Linked DNA regions of Mus musculus: region 2 is linked to region 1. The links are chromatin loops, found by intact Hi-C in ENCODE. Cell type or tissue: left cerebral cortex. All regions are shown on one strand. Links, peaks and the distances in the headings refer to the core of each region. The heading gives the core; the rest is flanking DNA.

Region 1 (5,385 bases), core at 316-5,315:
TTCCACTACCACCCCTCTTTCCCAGATCTGTCACTCCTCCATTTCCCTCCAGAGATGAGCAGGCACTTTTAAAAGATTATAGTTTCTTTGTAAGTTAGTATTTTCTATCAATTTGTACATAGTTACAGAATTAAGGGAAACTAGGCTATGGGGAGAATTTGAACATAGTGATGATGTAGTAGAGAATTCTTACCTAGCTCTCGGGTAGATGTAGTCTTGTCAAGTACTGGTGTACTGTTAATAATACTCATTTCTGATTTCCAGATCATGATGCCGCAATTAATAGGTACAGTCGGTTGTCAAAAAAGAGAGAAAATGACAAGGTATGTTGTATACACTCTTAAAAACATTTTTAAAGTATTTTTAATATGGATAGATGTTTTGCCTGGATGTGTATCTGTGTACTGTGTATGTTAAGTATCAGGAGAGGCAAGAAGAGGGAGTCAGATCCCCTGGAACTGGAGTTAGAGATGACTGTGAGCCAACTTATTATGTAGGTGCTAGGAGTTGAACCTGAATCCTCTGAAAGAGCTGTGAGTGCTCTTAACTGCTGAGCCATTATTGCCCTACACATTGCCTCTACACATTCTTTCAATAGCAAAGTTAATGACCATTTCATTAGGTGATTTAGTTTTTCCTATTTAAAAATAGAGCCAACAAATCATTGTTGTGGTATTACTCTCATGTTTTTTTCATGTTCAAATAATTTCTGATAATTGCTTTTCTTTTTCCAGTAGTTGATAGTATAATTAAACATAACTTTTAAAAGTATCCTGATTCCCAGTATATAAGACTGTTTTTGCTTTGTATTTTGATAATACTGCTTATGTTCTGTTTTCATCCGACCACATGTATGTTCAGAAATATTATGTGCAATACAATTAATATGTAATAATATGTAGTAACAATGAATGAAAAAAGAGGACATGAACTGCAAAGAGAGCAGGAGCGGTATATTGGAAGGCTTAGGGGGAGGAGAAGGAGAAATGCTGCAATTATATTAATCTCAAATAGAAAAAAAACACAAAAGAGAAATAATTCAGATTTGTATTTAGTTATATGAATGTATGAATAGGTGCTGGAGAGGTGGCTCAGCAGTTAAGAGCACTGGCCTCTCTTCCAGAGGTCCTGAGTTCAAATCCCAGCAACCACATGGTGGCTAACAACCATCAGTAATGAGATCTGATGCCCTCTTTTGGTGTGTCTGAAGACAGCTACAGTGTACTTATATATAAAATAAATAAATAAATCTTAAAAAAAACAATAAAAATAAAAAAAACCACACTTAAAAAAAAGAAAGTATGAATATGGGTGTTTAAATAGGTGTCTTAGTCAGGGTTTCTATTCCTGCACAAACATCATGACCAAGAAGCACTTGGGGAGGAAAGGGTTTATTCAGCTTACTCTTGCTGTTCATCACCAAAGGAAGTCAGGACTGGAACTCAAACAGGTCAGGAAGCAGGAGCTGATGCAGAGGCCATGAAGGGATGTTCTTTACTGGCTTGCTTCCCCTGGTTTGCTCAGCCTGCTCTCTTATAGAACCAAGACTACCAGCCCAGAGATGGTCCCACCCACAAGGGGGCTTTCCCCTTGATCACTAATTGAGAAAATGCCTTACAGTTGGATCTCATGGAGGCATTTCCCCAACTGAAGCTCCTTTCTCTGTGATAACTCCAGCTGTGTCAAGTTGACACAAAACTAGCCAGTACAATAGGTGTTCATGATAGTTTGAGTAAGGAAAAGAGAACCTTAATTCTGTAACACTGTGTTGGAAACATTAAGAATCATGGTTAAGGTAAAACTAAGTCACATACATGCTGCAGACCCTCTCAGTCCCTTTGTCTGCGTAGGACGAGTCTCTCGGTGCAGATGGGCAAGGAGTCGGTGAATGACAGACAGATGCACACAGGAGATTGTGTAGAATCTGAATGTATTGTCACAAAGTGAACACCAGTCTTATATAATACAGAAAATAAAGGGGGTAGGATGTCACAGCAGTACATTGAAGTTGCCTGACACAAAACAAAGGAATGACTTCAAGAGGACTTACAGGAACCAGGTAAAGGTTTACAGTAAAGATCAAGCAGCTCTTCTTAGGGGCAGCTTAATGACAGCTAAGGATTTCACACCCTAGTCATAATTTGTGCTACTTCTTTGAGCCTTTTGAAAGCTAGCACCAGGGGGTTCTGCTCTAGCAGACCTTCTCATGAATAATGCAATACCACAACCCCTCTACTTCCTGGGCCCTGATAAATTCTTGTATGAGTGTAACTTTTAAGTATCTGTGGAGAATCTCCATTTGTCAGAAGAATTCACCAACTTGCTTCTAATATGCAATGTAGCCTGCTATACCTGGCTGTAGTGAAGATTCCTGTCTCAGTGGGATTCCCTAACTTTTACTTGGTAAAAGTTAATGGCCTATTAGCTAGGCCATTGTATATGGGTGAGACTGACTACTGCCCTAAGTAATCACTCTGCAGACTTTCGCCCTGAGCTATTCTAGTTCCGTTCTTTGTAATGCCTAATTTGTTTCACTGTCTCTTCCAAGCTCCTCAGCTTCAAGCATTTTCTAGGACATTGGAACACTGGTGGAGGCTTAGCTATGTCAGAATTCAATCTTAAAAGGCACTTATAATAAATAATACTAAAAGAGAGCACGTGGATCCATACACCAGACTAATGCGGGGATAGGGTATGAGTATACAGGTTATGAGAACGCCAAAGTTCCGGGAGGTGAGTTTCCGTGAAACTCTTTGCCTCGTGAGTGCTCCCAGGCCTCTTGGCCTACCAAGCAAACTTCACTGGAGTGTGCATAGCACATACATACTTCAGTTAATGTCATACATGGAACTCAATGAAATTCTGGTGTAAGGCTTTCTCTATTTAAAGGGAACATTTATATCTTGATATTTCTTCAAAGAATGAACCCAGAAATACTACATAATGTTTGAGGATGAATGTGTTTAAAGATTAAAAAAGAGAATATTTATAAGTTCTGGGAGGTTCAAGTCTTGATATACAGCTTATACCAATGCTTGCAAATGAGGTGATCTCTGTGTAGGACTTGGTATTTGCAGCCATGGTCATAGCTGCTGGTAGAGACACAGTGACTACTTGCGAAATTAACAACTGAGTAGGATTTGCTGTGCAGCAGCCACCATGGCAACAAAGGAAATGATTCTCACACAGTGATCATTCTTTTAGACTGCTTTCCATTTCTAATTTTAGTTCACAAGTAACCAATAAACATACACAGTTTGAGATTTATATTAGTCATTTTGCCTTGGAGAGGTACTTAAGGGTCTAGGTTATAAAATTTGGCATATTTTATATTGCTTTTTGGCTATTCCAAGTATTTTAAAAAGCATTCATCTTTTTTTTAAAGATTTATTTATTTATTATATGTAAGTACACTGTAGCTGTCCTCAGATACTCCAGAAGAGGGTGTCAGATTTCGTTACGGATGGTTGTGAGCCACCATGTGGTTGCTGGGATTTGAACTTCAGAAGAGCAGTCGGCGCTCTTAACCACTGAGCCATCTCGCCAGCCCCCATCTTTCTTTTGAATAGAAAAATTATTGAGCATCTATTTATTAAGCAGTATGTTGGATGCCTTAGGGGACAGTGTGACTAGGTATCACTCCTGCTCTCGTGTTCATTGCAGGTTTAGTGTGAATGTGTTCCAGTGTACAAGGAGGAGGAGACTGCAGTAGCATGAGTTAAATGCACTAATAGAGATTTTGCTAAAAAGAGTACAGATAGAGTCTTATTGGTGAGTTGGACAAGTTTGTACTTTAGGAGGTGACCCATGTATTGACGATAAGTAGACAACACTTTGGGGATTGAAAAGGACTTTCCTAAAAAACAAAAAACAACAACAACAAAAAAAAAAGCCTCAAACTGAACAACAAAAATTCCCCAAACCAAAACAGTCTCTCTGTAGAGGCATGCTTCTGGAGTTTGGAGACTATGAAGGGTTAGAGCACTGGCTTTGCAGTAAGATTTGGGGACATATCTGAGGCTCGCTCTTTCTTTATTTGAAGTGATGTACTAGTTTCTTGGTTTCATGCCTTTATTCTCTGTGCAAAACATGAACCCACAAAGCAATAGTTGTGACAATGAAATTAGTGAATGTAGAGCAGCAGTTTAAGCAAGTTTCACTAAATTCAATCACTATATGATGGGAGGAAATGATTCCCTCTCTGTGGGTGGGTTTGAAATAGGTGGCAGAAATAAGAAAGTAGCTGGGGGCTGGATGGTGTGGCTCTCATGTGTGATCCTAGCACTTGGGGGGCAAAAGAAGGAGGATCACTGAAACTTTGAGGCCACGCTGGAGTTCAAAGGCTAACCTGGGCTACAGAATGAGATACTGTTTTAAAATAGACCAACAATCCCTTTGTCTAACAAGGAATAGTTTGGAGCCAAATTGCTGTATTTCCGGCCTTGAAATTTTTGTTAGAGAAAGTGAATAGTCATCAAAGGATTCCAGATGAGTAAATAATGTCATACAGTTATGTTGTATAACAAAAGCAGTAATGAAAATGTGAAAGGGATAGTACTAAAGAGATTCCAGTAGAAAAGAAGAGACTTATTTGCATAGTCATGATGAAGATTGTTATTAAAAGAGGTCAAGAAAGAATAGTTTGGTGAATTTTTCTTCATCTCTAAGACCTTATTAATGGTAGGCAAGCACTGAGACTCACTTCCTAGCCCTGCTTTGAAAGAGAGAAATCCTATAATAGGAAGTGAAATTCAAATTGACATTTCCTAGAGAGAAGAGACAATAAGGGAGGACAGCTGTTGTAAGCAAGACGCCATTTTCTTTTTTTTTTTTTTAAAAGATTTATTTATTTATTATATGTAAGTACACTGTAGCTGTCTTCAGACACTCCAGAAGAGGGCGTCAGATCTTGTTACAGATGGTTGTGAGCCACCATGTGGTTGCTGGGATTTGAACTTCAGACCTTCGGAAGAGCAGTCGGGTGCTCTTACCCACTGAGCCATCTCACCAGCCCAAGACGCCATTTTCAATTTTGTGCATTTCCAGTGCATATAAATGCTTGTACTTATATGTAAAAAAAAAAACCCATCCTTCCACTGGTTGGGACAGGGAGTGCCGGGGAGGAAATAAAAATTTACATCACCAAGTCACTGGTGCATTGGATAGTGTCAAAACTTGATAGGTATTTCAAGGAAAGAAGGCAAAGAGCCTAATACATATTAGGCCTCTATAAATGCTCAAAGAAAATTTGTTTGAGTGAAATAACTCAGGAGAGCATATGTATTTTAAGTGTGAATCCAGAAAAATAAACAGATAGAAAAAAAGAGTGGTAAGGAGAAAACCAAGAGGGGAAAGTTTGTGGTATGAGCTGATTCAGATCAGACA
Region 2 (5,385 bases), core at 196-5,195, 300 kb after region 1:
AAAGGGGTAAACTTCTGAAAGATGTTTGTTGATACTTTTATTTTTAACAGAATAGTCTTCTTTCACCTTAGAATAAAATTTTATTTTCATGTTGCAAGGCCACAGGGTTTCTCTGTGTAGCCCTGGCTGTCCTGGAACTCACTTTGTAGACCAGGCTGGCCTCAAACTCAGAAATCCGCCTGCCTCTGCCTCCCGAGTGCTGGGATCAAAGGCGTGTGCCACCACACATGGCCAAGTTCTCTTATTGTGTATCTTTTTAAATCCATGTAGGACACTGCAACATGCTACACAACAAATAAATAGTATCTGTCATGCTGGCAAATTAGAGCAAAGCTCTTGTAAAGGACAGGACACTCAGTTTTCCGCAGTATCTTTTGCTTTTGTTTTTTTTTTGTTTTGTTTTGTTTTTTGTTTTTTTGTTTTTAAAAAAAAAACCAAGGTCTCATGTTTGTGATACAATTTATATGTATGGGGATATTGCCAATACATCAATCACTGATGTAAAATGTTAAGCTATTTGATAGCAGGCACAGTATTTCTTGTAATTTTGTATTCAAAATATCTTCAAACATGTATCAGTAGAGGTTTTTTCATAAGGTTTTCTTTTAAAGTCAATAAGCAAAGAGCACTGGACAGTATGATCTAAGTTACAATTGATACATCCTGGGCTTTTTATGAACAATCCAACATGCAGGGCTTAGTATGATTGCATGTTTGCAATCCTTGCACTGAGGAAAGAAAAGCAGGAGGCAGGTGGATGTCCTTAAGTTTAAGGCCAGCGCAGACTATATATTAATATATTATTATATTAATAGACTATTTATATTTAGTGAGCACCACCTAAAAAAAGCAAGCCAAGTATAAAGTCCTTGCTAAGTTGGAGATTCTATTCAGTGTTTGGGTGATTACCCTCACTTGCACAAGAAACATCTGGGTTCACACCCCAACACCACAGGGAATAGTAAAAATAAATAGCTGGAGAGCTATTTCAATGATACAAATTTAAGAATGTCTGTAACCTCTACATATTCAACTCAACATTGTTAATACATTAATACAGAAGATAAAATTAAAAATAAAATTTAAAAATAGAAAATCAGTATTTTTAAAAGCAACATTCAATGCAGTTAAAGAAAAGTCCTATAAATCACATTACCCTATTTTTACAAATGTCCTGTATGTTCAAAGGAAATAATTATTATACATTTAAACTGGGCCAACATGGCATATGCAGAGGTGACCAGATGTCTTTGAGTTTGAGGCCAGACTAGTCTACATAGTGAGTTCCAGTCCAGCCAAGACTACAAGTGAGACCCTACCTCCAAACAGTAACAACTACAACAATACTAACAGACAGCTGAGTATCAATCAGCCTACTTACCCCGACACTTCCCAGAGAGGAGCTTAGTGTCGCCTATCAATACTTACTGTTCTGTTTCGGAGAGACTGCAGACCTAGCTTGTCTGTCATCTCACTGATGGCCATAGCGTTTGGCAGATCCTGTTTGTTTGCAAAAAGGAGCAGCACTGCATCCTGCAGCTCATCTTCCAGAAGCTGGGGATAAAGGCTAAACCGTTAGCAGTTACCCATGGAAAGGCCAACCATGCACAACAGCCTTCCGAAGCATACATTTTATTTAACATTAAACAAGCTATTGAACACCAAGTAAATTTCTCTATGTAAATTTTTAAGCACTCTTAAAATCTCATATCCCTCAGTTTGAGCAAATAAAGATTTGCCTCTAAGAAAGGAGACATTTTTTGCTTTTGTTACTGTTTCTCCCCTAGACTAGCCTCAAAATTGAGATTTTGCTGTTTCTGCTTGCCAAGTGCTGAGAATCACAGGCCTGAGCTGCCATTCCTGCAGCACAGCTGTTTAAAGCCAATCATCCTCCATTCTATGGTTTATTTTATTTTTTTTTTTGGACTCCTATCTTCCAGTGCAAGAAGTGTACCAAAAACAGATCCATGTAGCTCTGATACATTCTATCCTGTGGAGATAACACACTCTGTGGAAGGCCTGGTCTTATGATTACCACACTTACATGAAATCTAAAAGAAGTGACTGTGGGCACAGAAGGCTTTCCTGTGCATTCTTAAGAACCTGGAAACAATATAGTTTCCCAAGTTTATTTCTACCTCTAAACTGTGTAGCCACTGACAGATCTCAACACTACACCCCTTGCAAACGATCAACTGGAAGTCTATACTCACCATTTTCTGCAGCACAGCTGCTCCTTCCTGGATTCTTTCACGATCATTGCTATCTACCACAAAAATGAGACCCTAGGGAAAATTTTTTCCAATAAATTTAAAATTAGTATAAATATACACTAAATATAAAATACCCACCAAAACAGTATCGAAAGTTATTTAGTTAGACTTGGGGTAGAAAATATGTTCTTGTGTCCTGGCCAGTTTTACCTCAAGTCATCAGAGGGGAAAAAACCTCAAGTAAGAAATGGCCTCCCTGCTGGGCGTGGTGGCGCACGCCTTTAATCCCAGCACTCGGGAGGCAGAGGCAGGCGGATTTCTGAGTTCGAGGCCAGCCCGGTCTACAAAAGTGAGCTCCAGGACAGCCAGGGCTATACAGAGAAACCCTGTCTCGAAAAAAACCAAAAAAAAAAAAAAAAAAAAAAAAAAAAAAAAGAAAGGAAGAAATGGCCTCCCACCATGGGATGCAGCTGTGGGCACTTTCTTCATTAGTTACTGACATAGAGGGCCCAGCCCGTGGTAGTGCTGTCCCGGGCTGATGGTTCTGAGCTGCTTTGATCATAGTGTTTCATCACAGCAGTAGTAACCGTAACTAAGACTGAGGGTTTACAAATAGAGTTGTTAAAAGTCTCTAACATGGGGCTAACAAGATAGTTCAGCAGGTAAAGGTGCATAATGACCTGAGCTTGATCCCCAGAACTCACATGGTGAAAGAGTAGATTCCTCCCAACAATGCAAGTTTTGTCTCAGAGGTACCCCCCCAAGACAGACAGACACAGAGAGAGAGAGAGAGAGACAGACAGACAGGCAGGCAGGCAGAGAGAGGAGGGAGGGAGCAAGGGAATGAGGGAGAGGGAAGTGATTTTAAATTAAAAAGAAAAAAGTTTCTGTTCAGGTTAATTTATGTCAGCTGATGCAATCTGACAGGAGGGAACTTCATAAAAAAAAGCCTCCATAAGATAAGGCTATAGGGGCTGGAGATGGTTGGAGATAGTTGAGAACACTGGTTGCTCTTGCAGAGTTTCTGAGTTCAATCCCAGCAACCACATGGTTGCTCACAACCATCTATTACTAGGATCTGCTGCCCTCATCTGGCATGCAGGTGTATATGCAAATAGATATTTAACAAAACAAAACAAACAAAAACAAAGATCAAGCTATAGGCAGGACTGTGGGGCATTTTCTTAACTAGTGACTGATGGATGAAGCCCCAAGCCCACTGTGGATGGTGCCCTCTAGGCTGGTGGTCTTGAATTCTATGAGAAAGCAGGCTGAGCAACCAAAACAGCAAACTGGTTAATAGCAACCTTCCATCAGCTCCTGCATCTAGGTTCCTGCCCTGCTGGAGTTCCTGTCCTGATTTCTTTTGATGATAAACCAATATATGGAAGCCTAAGCCAAATTAACCCTTTCCTCCCCAGATTGCTTTGGTCATGGTGTTTTACCATAGCAATAGTAACCCTAAGCCAGTCCTGTTAAAATAAAAACCAAATAAAACAGGAAGATAAGCTCAAGGCTTATATTGAAAACTAATTTAAGCAACATGTGATTTTAACCTATCAATCTTACTTCAAATCCAAAAAAAAAAAAAAACAACAAAAAACAAACCCAAAACATATATGCACACAGACAGACACACACACAAAGCATAAAAATCGAATTAACCAATGACTACCTTTCTCTACGCTAAGAGAAACAACTGTAGCCCTTTCCCCTTCCCTGCCATATTTAAGTAACAGGAGAGCTCCAGGTCTTTTGTGTAGCACAGAAGAGTAGAATGCTTGCCTAGCCTGCAAGCAGCTCTGGATTTGAGCTCTTACACTGAGCAAAACTGAGTCTGGTGTTACACTCCTCAGTGATCGCAACATTCAGGAAACAGAGGCAGGAGATCACAAGGACTATCAGCTACAGTGACGTCCAGGTTGCTACTATGGGCTATGTAAGAACCAGTCTCAAAAGTGAAGAAAATGAGCAAACAGAGGCAATGGTGAAGACAAAAGGAAAATAAACAAAGGATCCCCAAAATTATGAGTGATATTGATTAATGTATGCAGTAAAAGGCACATACAAAGTGTGAAATGGAGAGACAACACACTTTTCTTGTTCTAAAATAAATTGGAGAATTGGATAGTGGATACTAACACGTTGTTTTCAGGTGTGTGGTTATAAGAATAACTTCCTGATAGTTTAATCATCTTTAAGAAAAAGTATTTCATTAGTAATGCAAAAGAACTGTTTACATATAATTTCTTCCTCTTTAAGTTATATTTTATTTTTTTGAGATTAAAATATAATACATTATTTTTCCTCTTCCCTTTTCTCCCTCCAACATCTCCCATGTAACCCCAAACTCTCTGCTCTCTTTTAAATTCACGGCATCGTTTTCTTTGTTGTTGATGTGTATATTCCTAAATACATCAACTTAACCTGTTCAGTCAATAGTTTTTATATACTTCACCATAGGAACAAAAAAAAAATCTCGCTCTATAATGTAACCTGCTAACTCTCTAACTGGAAGAAACAAGCCCTAAGCAAACATCTCATGAAATTTTCAAGGATTACAAGATCAAAAGAAACTCATAACAAAAAGGTGGCAGTAAGAATTTAGAAGATATCTGCAAATATTACAATTTTTTTACAGAAAAAGAAGTGGCATTAGAAAACAACTGATTTGAGCTGGTGAGATGGCTCAGCGGTTAAGAAAACCTACTGCTCTTCCAAAGGTCCTGAGTTCAAATCCCAGCAACCACATGGTGGTGGCTCACAACCATCCATAACAAAATCTGATGCTCTCTTCTGGAGTGTCTGAAGATAGCTATAGTGTACTTACATATAATAAATAAATAAATATTAAAAAATAAATAAAATTTAAAAATAAAGAAAACAACTGATTTAAGACCTTCTTGAAAATTTTCAAACTGCACAGTATTTGAAATTCTCAGTTAATGAAACAGTAGTTAAACTACATCTCTGTTAAAAGTATGTACCTTGAGCCAGGCGTGGTGGTGGCGCACGCCTTTAATCCCAGCACTTGGGAGGCAGAGGCAGTTTTCTGAGTTTGGGGCCAGCCTGGTCTACAGAGTGAGTTCCAGGACAGCCAGGGCTACACAGAGAAACCCTGTCTCAACAAACCAAAAAAGTATGTACCTTATACTTAAATGTTTGGTTAAAT

The links. Peaks named below come from ENCODE experiments on the same cell type or tissue, not always from the same donor. Only the 100,000 strongest peaks of a DNase experiment are listed, where the experiment ranks them.
Region 2: a loop joins it to region 1, with 4 times the contacts of the local background. A loop is called at or near these places in 6 of 42 quality-filtered maps.

The regions. Positions count from the first base shown.
Region 1 is chr14:26,953,391-26,958,775 of GRCm38, reverse strand. It overlaps Appl1 (adaptor protein, phosphotyrosine interaction, PH domain and leucine zipper containing 1), which reads left to right. Exons shown (of 22, transcript NM_145221.2): 7 at 265-323. Among named protein-coding and RNA genes, the nearest start is that of Gm41114, 13 kb to the left of the region's middle. In left cerebral cortex, for the core only: no CTCF peak of the experiment used is centred there; a DNase peak (open chromatin) is centred at 3,122.
Region 2 is chr14:26,650,006-26,655,390 of GRCm38, reverse strand. It overlaps Arf4 (ADP-ribosylation factor 4), which reads right to left. Exons shown (of 6, transcript NM_007479.4): 4 at 2,214-2,285; 5 at 1,429-1,554. Among named protein-coding and RNA genes, the nearest start is that of Arf4, 15 kb to the right of the region's middle. In left cerebral cortex, for the core only: a CTCF peak has its summit at 3,308 (motif pointing left); no DNase peak of the experiment used is centred there.